Linked DNA regions of Homo sapiens: region 2 is linked to region 1. A link is a loop called in an ENCODE intact Hi-C map of the cell type or tissue named here. Cell type or tissue: heart left ventricle. All regions are shown on one strand. Each heading gives the region's core, and the rest is flanking DNA. Links, peaks and the distances in the headings are about the cores only. Region 1 has its middle 19 kb from the start of LINC02997. Region 2 has its middle 79 kb from the start of LINC02997.

Region 1 (2,929 bases), core at 215-2,714:
CAAAGAAATGGCCTTTAGAATTTATTTTTATTTATTTACTTGTTTTATTAATTTTTTATTTTTTATTTCAATAGGCTTTTGGGGAACAGGTGATATTTGGTTACATGAATAAGTTCTTTGGCGGTGATTTCTGAGATTTTGGTGCACCCATCACCCTAGCAGTGTACACTATGCCCAATGTGTAGTCTTTTATCCCTCGCCAACACCCACACTTTCTCCCTAGTCCCCAAAGTCCAATGTATGATTTTTATACCTTTGCGTCTTCATAGCTTAGCTCCAAGGTATGAATGAATAAATACAATGTTTGGTTTTTTATTCCTGAGTTACTTCACTTAGAATAATAGTCTCCAGTTCCATCCAGGTTGCAGTGAATGCCCTTATTTTGTTCCTTTTAATGGCTGAGTAGTATTCCATGGTGTGTGTATGCATGTGTGTGTGTATATATATATATATCATATAATATTTTCTTTATCCACTTGTTGATTGATGGGCATTTGGGCTAGTTCCATAGTTTTGCAATTGCAAATTGTGCTGCTATAAACATGCACGTGCAAGTATCTTTTTCATATAATGACTTTTTTTTCCTCTGGGTAGATACCTAGTAGTGGGATTGCTGGATCAAACAGTAGATCTACTTTTAGTTCTTTGAGGAATCTCCACACTGTTTTCCATAGTGTTTGTACTAGTTTACATCCCCACCAACAGTGTGAAAGTGTTCCCTTTTCACTGCATCCCTGCCAAGATCTATTATTTTTTAATTTTTTTATTATGGCCATTCTTGTAGGAGTGATGTGGTATTGCATTGTGGTTTTGATTTGCATTTCCCTGATAATTAGTGATGCTGACCATTTTTCTATATGTTTGCTGGCTCTTTGTATGTGTTCTTTTAAGAATTGTCTATTCATGTCCTTAGCTCAGTTTTTGATGGGATCGTTTTGTTTTCTTGCTGATTTGTTTGAGTTCTTACAGAGTCTGAATATTAGTCATTTGTTGGATGTATAGATTGTGAATATTTTCTCCCACTCTGTAGGTTGTCTGTTAACTCTGCTGATTATTTCTTTTGCTGTGCAGAAGCTTTTTAGTTTAATTAAGTAAGTCCATTTATTTATCTTCGTTTTTGTTGCATTTGATTTTGGGTTCTTGATCATGAAGTCTTAAAAGTTTGATTGTTTAATGTGATAAATATGCCTGAGAAATGCTGGATAGTTCAGATTCTACTGGTATACTTTGTAGTGTACATCCTAGTTCCAAATACATATGGGATATGCATGGGAGTCAGGGTTCCAAGGAAGAACCAAAGTGTTGGTTCAAAAAGAGGCTAGAGATGGGCATGGCAGACACATTGTCAACTGGGTTGAGTTAGTTTTGCTTCTCCTTCAGGTATGGAGAGAAGAATTCAGGATCATGTTTTAAAATGAGCTGGAGCAAACTCGAAGGAGAGTTACTTTCTTGGATGGAATGTGGGCTTTGTTTTCACCACTGTCTATCTGGGTCTAGCACAGTAATGTTGATGGGTCATAGGAGTCCAAACAATGCCTGTTGAATGAATGGGTGAATGCATAGAACCAACCCATCTGGAGATGGGGAATTAGAAAGTGTTTCCTGCTGGGCATGGTGACTCATGCCAACATTTTGGAAGGCTGAGGCAGGTGTATCATTTGAGCCCATTAGGTCCAGACCAGCCTGGGAAACATAGCGAGACCCTGTCTCTACAAAATACAAAAATTAGCTGGGCATGGTGGTGCATGCCTGTAGTCCCAGCCACTTGGGAGGGTGAGGCAAGCAGATTGCTTGAGCTCAGGAGGTGGAGGCTGCAGTGAGCTGTAATCATACCACTGCACTCCAGCCTGGGCAACAGAGTGAGAGCCTATCTCAAAATAAAAGAAAAAAAAGAGAAGAAAGAAAGAGAGAGAGAGAGAGGAAGGAAGGAAGGAAGGAAGAAAGAAGGGGAGGGGAGGGGAGGAAGAAAGAAAGAGAAAGAAAGAAAGAAAGAAAGAAAGAAAGAAAGAGAAAGAAAAGAAAGAAAGAAAAGAAAAGAAAAAAAAGAAAGATTCCTGAAGGAGTTGGTGCCTGATGCAAGTTGTGAAGGTTAAGTGGGAATTTGCCTGGAAAATGAAAAAAGGGAAACTCCAGGTAGAGGATACAGTATGAATATGAGCAAAAACCCTGGCCTGTAGTTTGTGGAAACTGAGAAATAGTGTTGCTAGAGCACAAGAGGCAAGTGTAATGAACAAGGCTGAAAAATATACAGGAGGCAGATGATTGCTTCGTCTTCACCCAACAAGAGCTTTTTCTGAATTCCAAAAGTACTTCATACATAACACTTATGACACGACATCCTTATTATGTTCTTTGACATCACTGTGGGATGCAAGGGCAGGGTCTGATTGTTACTCACCTTTGTGTCCTCAGCTCCTGACATTATCATTGATATAAATGGCAGGCAGCTGAGAAGGAAGAGGATTAATTAACAGTCTTGCTGACTATTCCTTAAGCAAGAATAGGTGACACCTAGCATAAAGATATAACATAGTCCAAATTTATGCTGACAAAAACTGTAGTGGTAGAGGAGAAAAAGGATCTCTAACACTCCTTTCCTCTCCCCAGGCCAGTGTGGGACGTATTTTGGTGTCCTCTCTTTCCTTACATCAAAGTAACAAAACTAAAGTTGCTAAAGGTATCAAATCCAGAATAGAGGTTCTAGCTGATCCTTGCATAATCCTGGTGCCTGTAGTGATAAATTAACACATATTAGTGTTGTTTTTAAAAAACCATCCTATACTGAGCAGAATAATAGTAGAGAAGAAGCCTGAAAATGGCTTATTTTTACTTCCAAGAAAAGTAGAAACAAACACAAGTAACTTATGACTGAGTCCTTAGGAAGAAAGATAAAATGAAGCTTTATTTGTAATATGCACCTTGAAATTAA
Region 2 (2,929 bases), core at 238-2,737, 60 kb before region 1:
TCTAAAACCCCAGGGGTGGGGTCCAGCCATCTGTGTTTACAGAGGCTCTCTGTGTGATTCTGATGCATGCTCCAGTTTGAGAACCATTGCTCCAAGGCAATGATTCTTAGTCCTGGCTGTCCATTCGATATGAGTGTCTGAATCTCCCAAAGATTCTGAATCGACTGGTCTGGAGTGGGATTTAGAAATCTGTACATTTTTAAAAGCTCCCCAGATGATTCTGTTGTGCAAACAAAGTTGAAAATCACTTCTTTAAAACAGTGATGTTGGCAGGTGCACCATTGAAGGATAACGTCCACATTTGAAATGCATTCCTATCAGGTTATAAGCAATTGCTGGGGAGCCAGTTGTAATTCTGCCTCTTGCTATCCATGACATCCCAGTGTGTACTGCCACAATTTGTTTTAGGGAAATTTGCCTTTGCTTCTTGCTCACATGTCAACATATTTCTAGTAATATTTTCTCTTGAGCTTAGCTACCTTCCTTCCTTTCTTGATTATATAAACCATTTCTCAGCCATGAACACAGGATTATATCTATATCTATGTCTATATCTATATCTATCTATATCTGTATTTATGGCATAATAATAATTTTTAAGTCTCATAATAACCATAGCTAATTTTTATGAGCACTTAACTAATGTGCCAATCACTAGGTTAACAATCTTTACAACAATGACAGCAAGATAAATAATATTATCATCCACATTTCACAGATGAGAAAACTGAGGCTTGGAGATGCTAAGTACCTAGCCCAAGTTACCAGCTGGTAATGAATGAAGCCAGGTTTCACACACAAGCTATTAAGTTCCAGAATCCACACTTCTAACCACCCTGCTCAGATTCCTTATCCAGATGGCTACATCTCCCTAGTCTGCTTTCCCTCTTAAGCCTCCGTGATCTTTTCTTTCTTGGCCACCCCCATCGTCATGTTCTCATGATTACATAGGGTGGGAATAGAGGTGAGGATGCTAAGGTGTCTGTTCTTTCAGGAATAGTAAACTTTTTCTGTGTTCTCTCCTATTCTCCCACCCTTCCTATAGAAATATCCCTCTTTCCATAGCTGTACAGCAAAGGGAACATAGCCTTGCTTAGTATTCAAAGAGTACAGCAGATATTCAAACTGTTGTCCTGGGACAAGAAGAACTTTTAAACAATCTAAAGTGTTTCCTGCCCCACACTTTGTTGGTTATATTAACATCATGGAATAAATTTGAACAGGATATCCATTTATTCATTTCTAGAACATGCACTTTTAGGCTTACCACTGGTTATCCTTTCTTAAATCCTTTTGACGAGCTTCTGTCCTTACATCTTTTCAGAAACAGTTTTTCATTAGAAAACCAAGAGCCGTATCATCATATCTGGAAAATTTGGCTTTCCAGGTACATCATAAACTGGGATAAAACAAGGACTAGAACTTAGTGGGCCTTCTGCCATCTAATGATAAGGGCCCTCATGGGATAGTGGTGAAGACTGAATGACTTCACTTATTCAGATCACCCTGAAGACTGCATGGCATGTGCCATATTTCAGTTTTAATATTAACTTTTATATTCAGACATCTGTGAAATTAGTATGTGTCTTAGAAGTAATGAATGACATTGAAATTATAATTGGCATTTTTGACTTTTACATTTGATGGAAAATGTTAGTAAACTTTCAGTAAATGTTATCTCCTCCTCTTTCTCCTTCCCCTCCTCCTGCTCTTCTTCCAACTCCTGCTTTAAGTCCTAAGACTAACAGTCCTCATCTGGCATCTGAGCATGAGAAATACTCAGAATATCCTTTCCCCAGGTTGCATGGCCAGGTTATTACTTTTCTCCATAAGCTCAGGCAATAATGGTCACTGATCATTTAATCACCCTTAATAGAGAAGGTAATTCTCATCCAGGTACCTATACAACAGATATTGTGAGTCTACTATGTGCCATAAACTCTGCTCTATATGAGACATATGCCTGGCCCTCAAGCAACTCACAATGGAACAGGAAGAAACCACAGAAAACAAAGAAAAACAGCGGACTATATACCACACCTCATTCCCACCTCAGACTCTCATCAATATCTTGTCTACCTCAGGGCAGAACTTGACATTTGTCTTGTAAACTTAAAAAGCAAACCCAACTCCACAATGATGAACATTTTTCAGGTAGTGTGAGAAGAATGTTAAATAATTGTATACTATATGGCAAAATGCAACAAGAATCCCAGCTAGACCTCTCTAATTTCCTGACATTATTGCTTCAATTGCCAAATTTTATTTTCTTCACAACCATTTCCCCACGAATCTCTCCCAATTCTCTGTCTCCAACTCATTTTTTTTTCGAGGATGGGTATCTACTCTCAATGGCACTTCCATGCCAACACACACACACACACACACACACCCCCACACTAACCCCTTCCCCTGTATCTTTCCCTTTTCTAATACAAACACTAATAGTTCCTTTTCAGATTTTACAAATTATTTGCATCATCACAGTGATCAACTCTCTTCCCACCTTTCTACTTCTTAGCATTCACCCTTCTCAGTGCAGTAGAGGATTCTAACCAGGCACAAGTGTGTGTGTGCATGTGTCTGTCTGTGAGTGTGTGTGTGGGGGGGAGAGAGAGAGTGAGAGAGAGAAAGAGAGAGAAGGACAGAAAAATACAAGAAAATATAATAAGTGAAAATATAACAGGTGGACACAGGATAATATGAGACCAAAACTAACAAAAGCAACCCCTCATCCTAAGCCCAGAAAAGAGATCAAGTTACAGCAATGGTTCTCAACACTTTAGAATGTCTGGAGACATTTTTAATTGTCACAATTAGAGAGGTGATATAATACGAAACTAACATCTAGCAATAGAGATCGGAGTTGTTGCTAAACATCCTACAATGCAAAGAAAAAGCTCCATGACAAAGAATTTTCTGGCCCCAG

Evidence for each region. Hi-C counts contacts between places; a loop is a spot of excess contacts. Peaks named below come from ENCODE experiments on the same cell type or tissue, not always from the same donor. Only the 100,000 strongest peaks of a DNase experiment are listed, where the experiment ranks them.
Region 2: it touches region 1 in a loop (2.1-fold over the local background); 2 of 110 quality-filtered maps call a loop at or near these places.

What each region holds. Positions count from the first base shown.
Region 1 is chr5:67,810,834-67,813,762 of GRCh38, reverse strand. No RefSeq gene overlaps it. Among named protein-coding and RNA genes, the nearest start is that of LINC02997, 19 kb to the right of the region's middle. In heart left ventricle, for the core only: no CTCF peak of the experiment used is centred there; no DNase peak of the experiment used is centred there; H3K27ac peaks cover 694 bases.
Region 2 is chr5:67,870,888-67,873,816 of GRCh38, reverse strand. No RefSeq gene overlaps it. Among named protein-coding and RNA genes, the nearest start is that of LINC02997, 79 kb to the right of the region's middle. In heart left ventricle, for the core only: no CTCF peak of the experiment used is centred there; no DNase peak of the experiment used is centred there.